Linked DNA regions of Homo sapiens: region 1 is linked to region 2. A link is a contact called in ENCODE Hi-C or POLR2A ChIA-PET data. All regions are on one chromosome and are shown on one strand. The core of a region is the stretch at or near the end of the contact, and the rest is flanking DNA. Distances in the headings are between cores, read along the strand shown.

What was found. Hi-C counts contacts between places; a loop is a spot of excess contacts on that map. ChIA-PET counts read pairs that join two places held with the same protein, here RNA polymerase II (POLR2A). Pooled maps may share reads with other maps.
Region 1: a loop to region 2 is called in a pooled map, with 4 times the contacts of the local background. The contact joins two enhancer-like sites. A Hi-C loop is called at or near these places in 4 of 37 single-sample maps with no recorded cell type and 10 of 50 pooled maps. POLR2A ChIA-PET finds 5 or more read pairs at or near these places in 6 of 52 experiments (Caco-2, HEK293, OCI-LY7 and 3 more).

What each region holds. Positions count from the first base shown.
Region 1 is chr4:38,947,404-38,950,103 of GRCh38, forward strand. No RefSeq gene overlaps it. Among named protein-coding and RNA genes, the nearest start is that of MIR574, 81 kb to the left of the region's middle. Within about 2 kb of position 1,413, at least 10 of the 41 ENCODE cell types and tissues checked have a DNase peak (open chromatin) inside an H3K27ac peak, as active enhancers do.
Region 2 is chr4:39,352,624-39,355,475 of GRCh38, forward strand. The region is part of intron 1 of RFC1 (replication factor C subunit 1); the gene reads right to left. Among named protein-coding and RNA genes, the nearest start is that of RFC1, 12 kb to the right of the region's middle. RefSeq lists an enhancer at 1,472-1,521. Within about 2 kb of position 1,353, at least 8 of the 41 ENCODE cell types and tissues checked have a DNase peak (open chromatin) inside an H3K27ac peak, as active enhancers do.

The DNA.
Region 1 (2,700 bases), core at 163-2,662, 410 kb before region 2:
TCCCGGAGGTCCAGGATATAACATCTCAGGAAAGCAATTTAGCAACAATTTGAAATGAACATTTAATTTCTCATCTTTCCTAAAAACGTGTGTGTGTGTGTGTGTGTGTGTGTTGAACAGATGGGGTTGATCATAATACATGACTTCAAATGATTTAATTTTTTATAAAAGCAATTATTTTTCAGGGTTAAGCTAGTTTTTTCTATAATGTAAAAACTGCCCTTTGATCTTCCTCCTAAGTAAGCGTGCCCTACATTTTGATATGCAGATCCAGGCTTCAACTTGGTGTCTTAAATTACTGTGTTTGCAAAGGCTCATCAGAAGAGATCATACTGAAAATCCATTTTAGAACTTCAGTTTCGCTCTGGTTTTGTAGTTGATTAGAATTCATAACACCATAGGAGTCTATTCAGACCAGCCATTCTTCCCATAAAAGAAAAAAAGGATATAGTTAACCATGTGTTGTATTTTTCTAGATTATCTCATCACTTATGCAAGTTTATGTTCATTTTCTGTATGTCCATCTGTGCTGGATGGTGCACTAGAATATCTACTATTATCCAATTCTGAGGAAAGATATTCTATTTTTTTTCTTTCTTTCTTTCTTTCTTTCTTTCTTTTTCTTTCTTCTCTTTCTTTCTTCTTTCTTTCTTCTTTTTTTCATTTTTTTTTCTTTTGAGACACACTGTCACTCTGTCCCCCAGGCTGGAGTGCAGTAGTGCAATCTCGGCTTGCTGCAACCTCTGCCTCCCAGGTTCAAGCAATTCTGCCTCAGCCTCCCGAGTAGCTGGGATTACAGGTGCACACCACCACACCCGGCTAATTTTGTATTTGTTTAGTAGAGACGGGGTTTCACCATGTTGGCCGGGCTGCTCTCGATCTCCTGAGCTCATGTGATCTCCCCACTTCAGCCTCCCAAAATGCTGGGATTACAGGCGTGAGCCACCACACCTGGCCTATTTTTTTTTCTTAGACCCTGAAAATAATCTGAATTATTCTACCCTTTGAACATTTTACCTTTACCAATGATTAAATTATTATACCCCAAACAGTAGGAAATGTATTAATGGTATTTCTGCTATTTCTGGTGTCTGGGGTCATCATAGACTGGGAATAGAAGCTGATTAGGGAGGATCAGAATTTTGTGTTGAGATTTAAACTACATTTACCTTTGCATCAGAGTGAATTTTTCTCTGCCTGAGCTGTCAGCCAAAAAGCAATTGGATTATATCAGCCTGTGGTCACTGCTGACTCACTTGACAGGCTTGTCTCTTGTATTAGTCTCAAAGGAATTCTATATTGCAAAAGAAGAATATGTTTATTTCTTAAATGCCTTCACTGAGTGCAGAAGTTTAGGGTGATCCAGAGATGTTCTATTTCCCGGCCCTGGGTTTCACCGTCAGGCTTGGAAGCTGCCACTTGGAAGGAAAAGCAAGCACAGAAGCCAAGGCCAGATGGATGAAAGCTTGGCAAAAAACAAGGCTGAGCTTCTGCCTCTGAGTCTCTGCCATCTTTATCCTTTTTCTCTCTCAGGATTTTATTTTTTTTTTGGCAATCACCAAGTACCTGTCTCCAGGATCAGCTTTTAACATCCTGCCCCTCTTTTCCATATCTCTTATTTCCCTTCTCTTCCTCTACATTTTTTTGTCTTATTTCCCCATTAACCAGAAAACAATTCATACAAAAGATTCGGTCATAATCACCAACATGCATTTATTGTGTGCTGGGCACTGTGCTGAGTATTTTATTTGCATTATCCCGCTTCATCTCCGTAATCACCCTATTAGGTAGATATTATCATGTCCCTGCACAAATGAGAACATTGAGACCCAGAGACATTATCTACCTTGTCCAGAATTACACAACTAGTAAAAAAAAAAAAAAAAAAAGAGCCAGGATTCAAACTCAGGTCAGTTCAGCCTGACTAGCTAGCGAGCATTTTTAACTATTAGACAGAGCCTCCCAACAAAACGAATGTAACATGGTTATTTTTAGAGACACCTGCACGCTCAGATTAGCTCTAAGGTAGATTTGAGCTGTGAGGTAGATTTGTAGCTGAAAGATTTGGTTGTCAACTTTGGTTGTTTCCATGCAACTGAGAACAAACTGAGACTAAAGAGACACAGAATGCAGCCACATGAGGTTATTTGGCCTCTGGGTGGTTCTCACCACAGGCCTCTTCATCATTTCACAGACGTTTACATCAAGCAGTTTCCTGGTCATCATCGACTCAGCATCCTGTCTCACAGGTGACTTTGATATCACAAAAACGTCTCCATTTCCTTCTCCCTTCCCCTTCTCTGGTGCCAAGGAAGCCCATTTGTACATAACCACCTTCCTGAAAATCCTTAACCCTCTCCTACCTTCCCAAAGCGTGGGGTTTGTTTACTTATCTAGACAGCCTTTAAGCTGAATCTTCAGTACCAAGCTCTGTGAGACACTGATTGATGTTTAAAGAAGTACTGAATAATGCCTTTCTACCCCTGAACTTGTTTCCTGTTAAGCTCAGGAACTAATGATCATGGTGGTGGTGATAGTGATGTGATGATGATGGCATACTTACTGATCAGTCGCTATGTTTGAGACACAAAGTACACAGTCTCTACCTCTACAATCTCATTTAATCCTCCATATCAACCTTAGGAGATAGCTACTATTATTATCATTTCCATTTTACAGATGGAAAATGAAGCTCAGAGA
Region 2 (2,852 bases), core at 103-2,602:
TTATGTGGATTAATTATGCATCTACCACAATTCTGGCCCAGTAAAAATCTTACCCTCACCTCATTTCTGAACTATCATCCCTTCATATTACTGAAACACTCTGTTTATCATTATCTCTGCTTATAGAGAAGGGTATAAGAAGAAAAAATAATGAGAATGTAGGATCTGAATTCCAAAGAACTGGATTTAAGAACCACCTGTATCATTTTCCCTCTTCCTATCCTTGATGGTTGTAATCACCAGTTTTTATCACTTTTTATCCCTACAACCTACCTCTCTTTATTGCCTGAGAGAAATGCCTATAAAAGTACTTTGTAAAGTGTTAAGAAAAGTTAGCAATTATTTCCTAGATCCTGACAATAATTGTCATACTCTTACAATGTCAAAAATCCCAAATAAGTGTGACACACACACACACACACACAAATAACTGTGGCTAAGCCAATAAACAAAGCAGATAATTGAAGTACATAGCATGTTAAATAATTTTTTTAAGGCCAAGTAAGGTAGCTCATGCCTATAATCCCAGTACTTTAGGAGGCCAATGCAAAAGGATCACTTGAGGCCAGGAGTTCAAGACCAGCCTGGTCAACATGGTGAAATCCCATTTCTACTAAAAATATGAAAATTAGCCAGGCACGGTGGTGCATGCCTATAATCCACCTGCTCTGAAGACTGGAGCACGAGAATCGCTTGAACCTGGGAGGCAGAAGTTGCAGTGTGGCGAGATTGTACCACTGCACTCCAGCCTGGGCGACAGAACGAGACTGTCTCAAAAAAAAAAAAAAAAAAAAAAATTAAAAAAAAAGATTAAAGACTTCTCTGGCTTTATATCCTCTTTTGTAAATCTCCTAGTTACAAATCCATCCTAATTAAGTCTAAGTTTAAAAGATACTGCTTACAGACTGGGTGTCTCAGCTATGAAACTGAGACATCTGTATCAGATGCTAAAGAGGAGAAGAACAATAAAGAAAACCACAGTCTTTCCTATAATTACAGAGAATCAAGTCTGAGGCTGACAACTACTTTATTGCTTCTGGAGCAAATGAGTTTCGTATCAGTTTCACTTTTGAAATTACACAGTGATTCTTCACTCAAACAATCATGACTGTTCTAAGTGAGCTCATAGATGGAAACATTTTAAAAATAAAAAGTAGTGATTGTTTAAACACATACACACAAAGACAGAGTGATAGTGCATGTGTGCCATGGAAATAACCAAACTGTAAATTAATAATCTGGTTAAAGCAAGTGGTGGTTTTCAACCTGTTTTCGGACCAAAAATGCTTAAAACTGAGAAGAGAAAGAAAACAAAATGTAATTCAGGAAACAGAGCCACTGTTAACACTGATCTGTCTGGTTTTTGTCTGTACAAAAATCTGCACTGCCACTCCTTAGCACTGTTACACCATTTCCTCCCTACGTAATTATTTCCACTCACATCCTCCTTTCTTTCCCTTTGCATTACTTTACCCTACTCCCCTAAACTCCCCCACACTCTGATGGCAACGTAAGAGTTAAAGAAATTGCAGCATCGTAACCTAACTCAGTATACACTAAAAATCAAAGCTTTTAGAAAATAATTTTCATCAGAATGGAAGCCATTCTACTCATACTTTTTTAGAACTATCTCCAGTGTGAGCAGCCATCTGAGGTATAAACATCTAAGAGGCAAAGGTCAGCAATTTGTCCTTAATTTATAGCACGTGACTTCACCTGACTGTTCCAATTAACATTTGCTGTCCAGTGTTCTAGACCTTCAAAGACTTCATGAAATGCAGAAAAACAAGTCTAACTCCCAAATAATGAATCTAAACACTTCTCTTGCCTGCACAGAATAATTCTTGTTGAGCATATGAGTGGAGAAAGGAACAAATATTTAAATTTATTTTTCAATCTTGGCAAGTAGAAGTCCCTCAAAGCAGAACATCAAGGCCAGAAACCATCCCTAAAGAAAGGCAGATTTTACTACACAAAAAGTGCCATAAACAAAGTTAAAATGCAAGCAACAGAGCTGGGCACTGTGGTGCACACCTACAGTCCCAGGTACCAGACAGGCTGAGACAAGAGGATTGCTTGAACCCAGGAGTTCAAGTTCAGCCTGGACAACATAGTGAAACTATCTCAAAAAAAAAAAAAAAAAAAAAAAAGCAACTAACTTAAAAACATCTACAACAGGCTGGACACAGTGGCTCACGCCTGTAATCCCGGCACTTTGGAGGCCGAGGCAGTTGGACTGCTTGAGACCAGCAGTTTGAGACCAGCCTGGCCAATACAGCAAAACCCCATCTCCACTAAAAATACAAAAATTGGCCATGTGTGGTGGTGCACACCTGTAATCCTAGCTACTCAGGGGGCTGAGGCACAAGAATCGCTTGAACCTGGGAGGCAGATGTTGCAGTAAGCCAAGAATGCCCCTTTGCACTCCAGTCTGGGCGACAGAGCGACACTCATCTCAAAAAAAAAAAAAAAAATACACACACACACACACACACACACACACACACACACACAACAGGCCAGGTGTGGTGGCTCACACCTGTAATCCCAACACTTTGAGAGGCCAAGGCGGGAGGATCATTTGAGCCCAAGAGTTTAATACCAGCCAGGGCAACACAGGGAGACCCCCATCTCTACAAATAAAAAAAAAAAAATCAGCCTAGTGTAGTGACACATGCCTGCATGCCTGTAGTCCCAGCTACTCAGGAGGCTGGGGTGGCACTTGCGCGCCAAGAGTTTGAGGCTGCAGTGAGCCATGACCATCACACCACTGTACTCCAGCCTGGGCAACAGAGCAATAACCTATCTTAAAACACACACACACACAAAACTTGTAAAAGGGTTCCTACAAA